Linked DNA regions of Mus musculus: all the other regions are linked to region 3. Evidence: chromatin contacts called from ENCODE POLR2A ChIA-PET data. All regions are on one chromosome and are shown on one strand. Each heading gives the region's core, a stretch centred on a gene start or an enhancer-like site at or near the end of the contact. The rest is flanking DNA. Distances are from core to core; before and after follow the strand shown.

Region 1 (3,520 bases), core at 280-2,779, 160 kb after region 3:
AGTCCATTGTAGGGGATACCACCCCTGGCAAAGCAGCCCTGGACGGTATAAAAGAGCAGGCTGAACAAGCTGTGGAAAGTGAGCCAGAAAGTATCGGTCCTGCACGGCCTCTTTTTGTTTCTGCTTCCAGTCACTGGTCTGACTTCCTTCAGTGATGGAGAGCTGTAACCTGAAACAATTCCTTTCTTTCCCAAGGCGCTTTTGGTCATGTTGTTTTAAACATGGCAACAGAAACCCAAAGACAGACTTGGGAATGCTTGGCACACCAGTGCGTTCGTTCCGAGCCATTCAGTTAGAGCGAGACCTAATTTAAAGACACACACACACACACACACACACACACACACACACTCCAAACGTAGTGAAAACAGCAAAACCACGCTCCACTCCCGGGCGCTCATGTATCACACCCCCGGAGGAAGGAAGAGATTTCATCATCTTGCATTCTCAGACATAGAAGACCAAGGCTCGAGAAAAAGTGTTCCCAAAGTTACTACACCAGGTGGCAGGCAGAGATGCGACCGCCTGACAACCGACTTTTTTCGTGGGATTCTTCCCAATCCTGTTTGTGTAGTCAGAATTTCTCCCTTTTTCTTCCCTCTCACCTGGGGATCCTGACCAGGACCTCGAAGTCCCAGGGCAGGCAGGGTCGCCCCGCAGGCAGCGGGTATGAGCTCCGTGTCAGCATAACTGACCCACTGCTGGACCAGGACAGCTGCCCGGCTGCCCCCGGGTCCCCCCAGGCCTGCAGGCCACAACAGCTGAGCTACAGCCGGGGCCCCCCACACCCACAGGCCGCCAGGTCCCTGCTCCAGGGCGGGCAGGCGAGGCGGAGGGAATGGAGTCCGGCTGCTCGGGGGAGGCTGCAAGCAGATGCGGGGGTGAGGGCCTCCCCACCCGGGACCGTCACCAGCTTCCCCGTATCGGGCAGCGATGAGGGCTCGGAGGCTGGGGAAGGCGTCGGGGTGAGGAGAGACGTAGAGGATGGACATGGCTGTGCAGGGTCCGAACGCGGTGCAGTGACCTGAGGAGAGACCCGGCAGATTGAGGAGGGGACCTGAGCACGTGCTGCAAGGTACGCAGGCGCCCGGCCGGACCCTAGGCCTGGCCGAGCAGCCGCCAGCAGCGCCTAGAGGAGGAGGCGGGACCCCGATCGCCCGCCCCCTCGGGTTGGAGAGGGGAGGCCGCGCCGCGTGTACGTACTGAAGGCGGCGATCACACTCGGCCGGCTACGGCCGCGGCCCCACAGGGCGGCCGGGGTGGAGGTGGCGGGCAGCGGAGGCAGCTCTCCCGCTGCGGGAGAACGCGGCCGGGACAGCGGCACCCACGTGTCCCCCCCTTTGTGACAGCGCACGTTTCCGGACTCGGGTCCTCGCAGGGCTGCCGGGCCCCGCCTGTGCGTGCGCGATCCCGAGGGTCCGTGCGCGGCCCACCGCTGCCGGACGGGTCAAGCAGGGGCCAGAGTGGCTCGTGCAGCACGGAGACGGGAACCCGCGTGCCGGGACGAGCCTGGGTCTGGGTCAGGCGCCGCCGCGGGCAGCCCGTGGCCCTCGGGTCAGGCGCCGCCGCGGGCAGCCCGGGGTCTTCGTGTCTAGAGCGCGGGAAAACGAAAGCCCTAGTGTCTGGAGTGCGTGCTTGGTCCCAGGTTTCCGCCTTTTGCAGGGCGAGCTGCAGAATCTCGGGCTGCTCCAAGTGAAAGACCCCACCATAAGGCTTAGCAAGTTAGCTGCAGTAACGCCATTTTGCAAGGCATGATAAAGTACCAGAGCTGAGTTCTCAAAAGTTACAAGGAAGTTTAGTTAAAGAATAAGGCTGAATAATACCGGGACAGGGGCCAAACAGGATATCTGTGGTCAAGCACCTGGGCCCCGGCTCAGGGCCAAGAACAGATGGTACTCAGATAAAGCGAAACCAGCAACAGTTTCTGGAAAGTCCCACCTCAGTTTCAGGTTCCCCAAATGACCGGGAAATACCCCAAGCCTTATTTAAACTAACCAATCAGCTCGCTTCTCGCTTCTGTACCCGCGCTTTTTGCCCCCCAGCCCTAGCCCTATAAGAAGGGTAAGTACTCCACACTCGGCGCGCCAGTCATCCGATAGACTGAGTCGCCCGGGTACCCGTGTTCCCAATAAAGCCTTTTGCTGTTGCATCCGAATCGTGGCCTCGCTGATCCTTGGGAGGGTCTCCTCAGAGTGATTGACTACCCAGCTTGGGGGTCTTTCACAAGCAGTGCCTGGCTGCTGGGAGCTGTTGCTGTAGGGAATGAAAGGTTGGTAATTCCCTGGCGTTGGTAAATGCACCGTGCGTTCCGCGTCTCTTGCTTGTATTTATCTTATGCTTTTAGAAAGCGTACTGATGGGGTGTGCTCAAGGCCATGTCAGGCTTTTGGTAACGGAGTGCACCGCCAGTTCGCGGAAGATCCTCGGATCTAACCCAGGTAAAACAGGAAAGGGGCTCTAGGTGCTGAGCGCTCACTGCCTGACATGGAGTCACGTGAAGGAAGGGCAGGGGACCCAAAGGCAGAAGCACTCCAGCTGGTCTACTAAAGCTCAAACCTAGAGGGAAAACATAAGTTCGCAGTGCTTTTGAGAGGCCACTGCTAGCCTGGCAGTGGTGGCGCATGCCTTTAATCCCAGCACTTATGAGTGTGAGGCAGAGGCAGGCGGATTTCTTGAGTTCGAGGACAGCCAGAGCTACACAGAGAAACCCTGTCTCGAAAAACCAAGAAAAAAAGAAGAAGAAAAGAAAGGGGGGTTGGGGGAGAAAGGCCTGTTGGGATAATCTCTTGTGTACTGTGTAAAGTTGTCTTTGTATTATTCAAAAGTACACGGAGAGAGAAATCAGGCAGAAAAACTTCATGCCAGCTGTAGACAAGAGTGCTTACAGGTCCTTTACAAGGTACAGAAATGGATTGGGCCAAACATGGCAGATCTATGCAACACCTAACCACCATTGTTTCCAACCAGGTGATGAAGTCTCGATCACTAGACGGGAGATGCTGCCAAGTGCCCCAGACGGGATCAAGACTCCAATGACAACCATAAGATTCCCTAAAGCTAAGACACTGCAGATCTTGACTCTGCTGATTTCTATAGGTGTGGTCCAAACTAGTCCTATGCCCCATGAACCCCATAACCTTACTTGGGTTATAACTAACACTGCTACGGGGACTGTAATTAACTCGACCTCCCACCTCGCCCCCATTGGAACTTGGTTTCCTGATCTTGTTTTTGATTTGTGTGCACTAGCGGATGGGACCTGGGATCCCCTGGGCCTTGTATGGGGGTGTCAACATCCAGCTCAACACAGTGAACTTCGGAGAACCCCCTTCTATGTCTGCCCTGGAGAGGGGAGGTCTCCACAGCAGACGGCTACCTGTGGAGGACCAGAGTCATACTTCTGTGCATATTGGGGTTGTGAGTCGACTGGGTCCATCTCCTGGACGCCACCGATAAAAGATGACCTCATCAAGGTCCAAAGGAGCCCTGGATCGGAATCCCAAGGATGGGGGTATGGATTG
Region 2 (3,758 bases), core at 390-2,889, 210 kb after region 3:
GTCATTTCTGGCTAACGTGCACTCAGTTTGGAACTGAAGAGTCTCTTCCTATAACCCTCCCAGGTGGAACTTGGGCCTAGGAACTGAGAGACTTATCGAACACATAATTACTATAGGATTCTTTTATTTGTTTTTGTTTTTGTTTGTTTTTTGTTTTGTTTTGTTTTTTGAGACAGGGTTTCTCTGTGTAGCCCTGGCTGTCCTGGAACTAACTCTGTAGACCAGGCTGGCCTTGAACTCAGAAATCTGCCTGCCTCTGCCTCCCAAGTACTGGGATTAAAGGCATGTGCCACCACTGCCCGGCTACTATAGGATTCTTAGATTTTAAATTTTAGTTATGTTCTGAGGCACTATCTCATCACTGCGTAGCCCAGGCTGGCCTTGAACTCAAAGAGATCTACCTGCCCCTGCCTCTCAAGTGCTAGGATTAAAGTTGTGCACCACTGCTTCTGGCTAAAATGTATTTTAAAATGAAGATAGAGAAGCGTATAGTGCCTTGCACATGTAATTTCAGCATTTAGGAAAAGGAAGTAGGAATGTTGACCGTCATGGTACAGAATTGCTGTCTCAAAAAAAAAAAAAAAGACAAAGGGGCTGGAGCAGTGGCTCAGTGGTCAGGAGCACTTACTGATCTTTCTAAGGACCTGGCTTCAGTTCCCAGCACCTATCACCAGGTGGCTTACAACTTCCTCTAACACACATAGACACAAATACAATCAATCTAAAAATATTTCTTAAAAGCTGGCCAGTGGTGTTGTATGCCTTTAATCCCAGCACTCAGGGCAGAGGCAAGTAGATATCTGTGAGTTCGAGGCCAGCCTAGTCTACAGAGCAAGTTCCAGGACAGTCAGGGTTACACAGAGAAACCCGGTCTTGAAACCGACCCCCCCCCCCTCTCTCTCTCTCTCTCTCTCTCTCTCTCTCAACATAGTAGTGTGTCACGCCTGTAATTGTAGGCATGGTTGGAACCCATCTTAGACTATGAGCCAGATGTGTGTTTGTGTGTGTGTGGCTTTTATCCCCCTTTAAATAAAAATGTTGGGGCTGGTGAGATGGCTCACCAGTTAAGAGCACTGGTTGCTTTTCCTGAAGTCCTGAGTTCAATTCCCAGCAACCAAATGCTCGTGACCATGTATAAGGGAATCTGATGCCCTCTTCTGGCACGCACGTGTACATGCAGCAGAGCACTCAGTAATCTTTTTTTTTTCTTTTTTTTTTCTTTTTAACGGAGAGCAGAAGCTGAGGTGCAAATTCAGATTTTTCTGCTAGGTGTAGGCAATATGAGTCCTCCTGGGTAGACTGGATCCAAACATGAGTACAGAATCCGCAAAGCCATAAGCCTAAAGGAGACCAAAGAGCTGACCTATCCTGTAGGAGCTCCAGGGTCTTTACCCAATCTTGGCCGATTAGGCTGCCTGTTTCTTTCTTTCTTTTTTTTTTTTCTTTCCTTTGGATTGGTAGTTTATCAAATTGTCGTCATATACATGATTCTCTACTTAGGACAGTAAGAAACATGATTCCTCTTTGTTCCCTTCGCATTTGTCAGCGCGATCAAGTCAGGCATATGAGAAGACGACTATGTCCGTCAGGACCCCCGGGCCAGGCGTGGGTATAAATGGCCGAGGCGGGCGGCACACGGGTCTCTTTGTGCACCCGCCCACACGGTTTGCCGTGTTTTCACCCTTCTTTGTTCTCCACCGGTCTGGGCAGGGTCTGAGGACTCCGGAGAGCAAGGCATGGGTCCGCCTCGTGCCGCAGGTATCCTGGGGTCCTGTGGGGAGGGCTCTGCGGTGTGGGGCCGGGTATGATGACCCACATTTACAGACTAGAGTTTCTGATGTCCACGTGACGCCACTCCTTGTAACTGACCCAGGCCGGGGTGGGGGCTGCAGGCCGGGGTCTCTACGACCTGTGCTCATTCAATGATCTCTTCCAGGTTCCTGGCCCACGCCAGCCGTACCCAGTAGCACAATGGTAAGCGCATGCTGGCGAGAGGTAGGCGGTGTGAGGAGGGGCTGGTTTCGGGGAGAGGACAGTAATGATGATTTCTGGTGATTCTGAGTGTCTCGCTGACGCCATCACCGCAGCGCGCTGACCGTCCCCGGGTCCAAAATCGGCAGTGGCGTGGGTTTTGAGTGGCCTAGAGTTCTGAGTAATTTACCTCTGTGTCTTGCTTTCTGGTAGGGATTTGAGGACACACGCCAGCTGCCTACACCTGAAGAAAGGTTAGTCTTAGGTTTCACTGGCATGCTTGTCTCTTGGCTTGACTTTTTGGAAGGGGTGGATTCGAGACAGGGTTTCTCCATGTAGCCCTGATCTCAGATCCGCCTGCCTCTACTCTCTGGAATTAAATGCATACAGCACCACCGACTGGCCCTTGTTTTGTTCTTAATATCCTGCCTGCATTAGCCAGTCTCCAAGCAAGCTACCACCCAGCCATCTTTTTGTTTTTAGATCTTAACTAATCTCCCTAACTCTAAATCTATGGTGGATCCAGGAGCTGCCTTGATTATTTCTTGTGCCTTTAAGTTCTGTATGCTAGTCCACGGCAGTGGGTCTCAGCCTTCCTGAGGGCCTTTAATGCAGTTCCTCGGGCTGTGATGTTCCTAACCATCGGTTTTATTTTCCTTGTATCTTCATAACTAAAGTTTGCTATTGTGATAACACAGGCTGTCCTGTCTGGGACCCCTATGTAAGGGTTCCTTGGTGACACAGGTTGAGAGCCACTGTTTTAGACTATGCTTTTGGGTATTTAGACGGGCTCTCAATTCAGGATGGCCTTAGTCCTGGCTCCAACCACCTTTTTTTTTTTTTTTTTAAGATTTAGATGTTTGTGAGTACACTATTGCTGTCTTCAGACACACCAGAAGAGGGCGTCAGATCCCATTACACATGGTTATGAGCCATCTCTCCGGCCCATGCCACCTTTTTTCGTTAAAGGTTTTAGCAGTTAAATTTCAGTCCCCAGGAGTTTTGGCTTTATATAGCTCTGCAACAGTCCGAAGCCTAACTACACACACTGGCTACCGCATCCTGTGTCTATCGGATTGACATTCCCTGGGTGGTACCCTAGGTTCTGGTCTCCCTCAATTGAGAGTGATGATTTCACAGACTAGAGTCTCTGACGCTGTCCTTGATGTCAGCTATAAATCTGACTCATTTGGGGAACCTCTTGAGATTGAGCCCAGTGTGCCAACACTGGCTCTGGTGAGGAACATACCCTGCTCTCCTGTTTCTCATTGTGCCCATCTTAACTCTCCAGGGTGAGCTCTGAGGACTTCACAGGGGCCCCATCCCCTCACCTAGATGAGGGCTAACCTTGGAATCCAGACAAAGGTGGAAGTGACCTAGATGTGACCTGAATGAGCTAATCATCTAATGAGAGCCAGCCCTTTGTCCTGCCCACATGAAGGTGGGTGGTTAGCTCACTTTTCAGGGTAATAAAGCAGTAAAGGCGGGGTGGAGGGGTTGTTGAAGGCTTTGTATGATGTCACTAGGGCCTGTAAAGTTAGCACAATGAACCCGCTGTGCAGATTGTAAAGCTGACCTTGTTGGAATATCCTGGTTTTAGAAACACATAAATCAGCTTTGTGTTTGCTGTTCCCCTGCTGAAAATGTTCTTCTGAATTTTCAGGGCTTTGCTGCTACGCACTGACAAGTTGGACGGCTTTTTATTGCTTTGTTGCCAGTTATCTGAACATGAGAGGCTGTAAGGTGTAATCTGCGAGCCCTGCGCCCAGACTGAACCAGGGCCTCCC
Region 3 (3,552 bases), core at 153-2,652:
GGATTCGATCCCCAACACCTACATCTGGGAACTCACAATCACCAGTAATTCCAGTTCAAAGAGATCTGAACTCCTCTTGGTACAGGAACCAAGAACCCAGGTGGCACCAGGAACCCACTTGGTACATATGCATATATGTAGATATGCATACAAATAAAATAAAAACAAATAAATGTTTCTAGAGTTAGGAAAATGGCTCAGCGGATGAAATGCTTGCTAACAAGCATGAGGACCTAAGTTTGGACCTCCTGTACTCATGTCCAGGCTGGGCAGATCACTCCTGTCTGTAACTTCAGCACCGGGATGCAGAGATAGAAAGATCTCAAGCTCTTTGGCCAGTCCATATGGAATCTGAGCTCAGCCATCCAAGTATCAAGATTCACTGAAAGATGAAAAGAATGTCTCAAAAAATAAAGTGTTTGCGCGAGCCCTCTGGACGTCAACCTCTGGTTTGTAAAGGCCAGTGAGCACCCACCAATATACATAAAAATTCACAGGAAAATGTTGAGTAAGTGTAAGTGTGGTGAGAGGCAAAGATTTCTACAGTCAAGTACTAAGAAACAAAGAGGGGAAGTAGTACGACCTTTAAAGCTGAAACTCATTGTTGAAGGAACATTAATTATAAAAACAGTTTTTAAAACTATTGAGCATAAAAATTAAATGTCAAATATCCGCCGTAGTTAGTCGCTGCTAAAATTTGGAAGAGTAGGTCATTCCTTGCCTTTGTTCAAATTGTTTGCATATATTATGCAAATACCCAGAACCATTCGAAGAACGCCTACTCGAAGAAAGTCAATGATACACTCCTCTGGACCCTTTGATTGGCTTGCCTATCCACTTCATTTGCATGACGTGATTTGATAACTGGAAAGCCCCGCCTCCCTGACGCGTTTACCTCTCACGAATGGACACCAGACCTGAAATTCTTCCAGGGTCTATGTAACTCCGCCCTCGACTAACTAATCCCTTCCATTCGTCGCAGTTCTTTCCGTCTTCTCCGCTGAGAGTGACCGGGGCCTAGCATCCCTTCCCTGCGTGTCTCTCGGCTCCCAGCCGTCCGCGGACCAACTACGCATGCGCATCCTTTTTCTCCCACCATCCGTCGTGTAAATTCTGCGCCCCAACGGCCTCGCATTCCGCCCGGTCTACGCGTCTCAACTGCCGACGCCAAGACGTCTCCCTAGCCAACCGGCGTCCTAGCGTCTGTAAGTCCCTCCCCTTTATGCAAATATCCTCCACACACTGCCTTTATTTTTTTAAAGTAGGGACAGCCCTGAAGAGCGGAGGGGTCGGAGAGTAAGGGCTCCGCCCCCTATGCAAATAAGGGGGCGTGCCCAGCCGCGGAGGGAGGCGGGAGGTGGGGGGTGTTCCCGGGGGCGGCGGTTGCCCGGATGGGCCGTTAGTCGGAGCCCAGCCGCGGAGTGAGCGAGGGAGACGGGAGGAGCCGAGCGCGGCGCCATCCGCCGCCATCCGCCCCCGCCCCGCCGCCATCCGCCCCGGGAAGCCTTTGAGCCCGGGTCCCGGACCCCCACGCACCCGGCTAGGTGAGTCTGGGCGAGCTGGGCGCTGACGCCCTTTCCGGCGCGGGGCGGCGGCAGCGGCGGCGGCGGGCCGGGGGAGAAGCTGCCATCAGCCGCCGCCATCTTGTCCTCCTGCCGCCGGCCTGCCCCTCCCCCTCGGCCTGCGCCGGCCGCTCCCAGGCCGCTGTGGAGGGCTGGGGGCGGCCGCGGCCCAGCAGCCTGCTCCTCAGGGCACGACCGCGCTCCAGGCCGCGGTTCCTGCTCGCGTCGCGCCCTCGGCCCCTCGGCCGGCCCGGGGCCCCTCCGCCGCCTGTAGACCTACCCTTTGAGGGGCTCTTGGTGTTTCTGGAGCCCTTGCTGCCACCCGGCGCTATGGCTCCCGGTCTTTCTTGGTCTTTGCGTCGAGTCACTCTGGTTCTGGAGCCCCGCTTTCGGCCAGCATCTTCGCCTTTCTGCGTCCCCCAAGCCTCTGCGTTCCCTTTTCCCCCCATGGCCCTATCTCCTCCTCTTCCCTCTTTTCTTCTGAGCTCCCCTGACACTGCCCCTTGTCAGCCTTCCTCAGCCGTTCCTGCTTCCCTCCCTGCTTTCTGCTTGATTCTCTCTTTAGCAGTTGAAATCTGTCTGCTCTACGGTTTTTCTGCTTTCTCCCCCTTTCATGGTAGATTTCAGATTGCCTTCCTTAAGTGCCTAGAGAGCAACCCCTGTCTTCTTTTCTCTGGCTTGTGGTAAAGTTAGTTCTCTCCCCGATTTTGGCTTTCATCCTAGGCCTGCATGCTTTCTTGCTATCTTCCATCTCTTTTTCACACTGTTCCCACCCACAAATGAATGCCCGGTCACTCGAGGATGGATTCAGATGTAGAGTTTTTCCTGCCTGAGGAGTAAGGGCTGTTAGGGGAACAAATGACTGCTTATGAAGAGACTGGATGAGGATAAAAATGGTAGTTGGTTCTGGGTTTGGCCTCTGCTGCCTGGCCCATGGTTACAGGGTGTTGTCGAGGTAGCTCCGTCATGCTGTGGTTTTCCTCAGTTTTACATGGGGTCCACTAGTTTTTTGTTTTTTTGTTTTTTTCTGCCAGCAGAATTGTTTCCAAGAGCCTGTGTGGGGGCTATGTAAGGAATAGATGGAATATTTTGCATCCAGGGGTTCTGTGGAGCCCCTGTTGTTTAGTAAGGCTTAGTCTGGCACCAGCTCCTGGTCTGAGAGCAAGCTCATAAAAATCCTTAAGCTCCCAGCATACCTTCCTTCAAACCTCCCAGATGGGACTTAAGGCTGCTGGGAATGAAACCTGGGACACAGGGCCCTGGGGCGTGATTAGGGAGCTGGTGTCTAATAGGTTGACAATCTGAAGTTCTTGTACTTGCTCGATAGAGTTGTGTACCTCATTCTGGTTTTCTCTGGGGCTTTGACTTGGTTGTTCAATTTAATCGTATGTCTCTGAAATTATTTTGGAGGAGTGTAAGATTAGTTGCCATTTCTAAATGGCACAAAGGATAGATGGGTAAGATACTAGGTTGCTACTTGGTTTTCTTTGTTGGGATATGTCAGGGGGAAGGGGGCTGTGGAAGCCAAGTGGATGGTGGTTGCTTAAGAGACTGTAGTGTTTTACACAAGCCAGAGAACCAAGTATTTGGGCCCTAAAGAGAATGCAGAGAGCTTCTAAGCTTTTGTCTGAAAGGGGCAGAACCTGAACTGCCTACTGTCTGGCCCACAGGCACCGGCTCGTTTTGGGGGAGGTGCCTGCAGGACCCAACGTACTCAATGAGCTTCCAGCGCAATGTCCGATCGCTCGGGGCCGACTGCCAAGGGGAAGGATGGAAAGAAGTATTCCTCGCTCAACCTGTTTGATACGTATAAGGGCAAGTCCTTAGAGATCCAGAAACCCGCTGGTGAGGGTCCTGTCCTGTAAAGACGTTCCTGATATTTGCAGGCTGAGCATGTGTGGGATATAGGCTTTAGAGCTCTCCAACAAAGGCAACTAACAGACCAGATGAATACTGGAGACCTCTCAGTTTCATCTTCAGTGCTGAAGGG

The links. ChIA-PET counts read pairs that join two places held with the same protein, here RNA polymerase II (POLR2A).
Region 1: POLR2A ChIA-PET joins it to region 3 with 19 read pairs in Patski. The contact joins the promoter of Vars here to the promoter of Prrc2a in region 3. POLR2A ChIA-PET finds 5 or more read pairs at or near these places in 2 of 5 experiments (Patski and embryonic stem cell).
Region 2: POLR2A ChIA-PET joins it to region 3 with 10 read pairs in embryonic stem cell. The contact joins the promoter of 1110038B12Rik here to the promoter of Prrc2a in region 3. POLR2A ChIA-PET finds 5 or more read pairs at or near these places in 4 of 5 experiments (Patski and embryonic stem cell).

Annotation. Positions count from the first base shown.
Region 1 is chr17:34,998,916-35,002,435 of GRCm38, reverse strand. Vars (valyl-tRNA synthetase) reads right to left here and starts at 1,529. Exons shown (of 30, transcript NM_011690.3): 1 at 1,204-1,529; 2 at 606-1,024. The coding sequence starts at 992. D17H6S56E-5 (DNA segment, Chr 17, human D6S56E 5) reads left to right here and starts at 1,690. Exons shown (of 2, transcript NM_033075.3): 1 at 1,690-2,269; 2 at 2,967-3,520. The coding sequence starts at 2,263.
Region 2 is chr17:34,950,352-34,954,109 of GRCm38, reverse strand. It overlaps 1110038B12Rik (RIKEN cDNA 1110038B12 gene), which reads left to right and starts at 1,639. Exons shown (of 4, transcript NR_015536.1): 1 at 1,639-1,758; 2 at 1,937-1,974; 3 at 2,185-2,225; 4 at 3,635-3,758. It overlaps LOC115488834 (a small nucleolar RNA gene), which reads left to right and starts at 2,035; the gene lies at 2,035-2,097. Snord52 (small nucleolar RNA, C/D box 52) reads left to right here and starts at 3,102; the gene lies at 3,102-3,160.
Region 3 is chr17:35,162,727-35,166,278 of GRCm38, reverse strand. It overlaps Prrc2a (proline-rich coiled-coil 2A), which reads left to right and starts at 1,402. Exons shown (of 31, transcript NM_020027.3): 1 at 1,402-1,544; 2 at 3,233-3,407. The coding sequence starts at 3,296.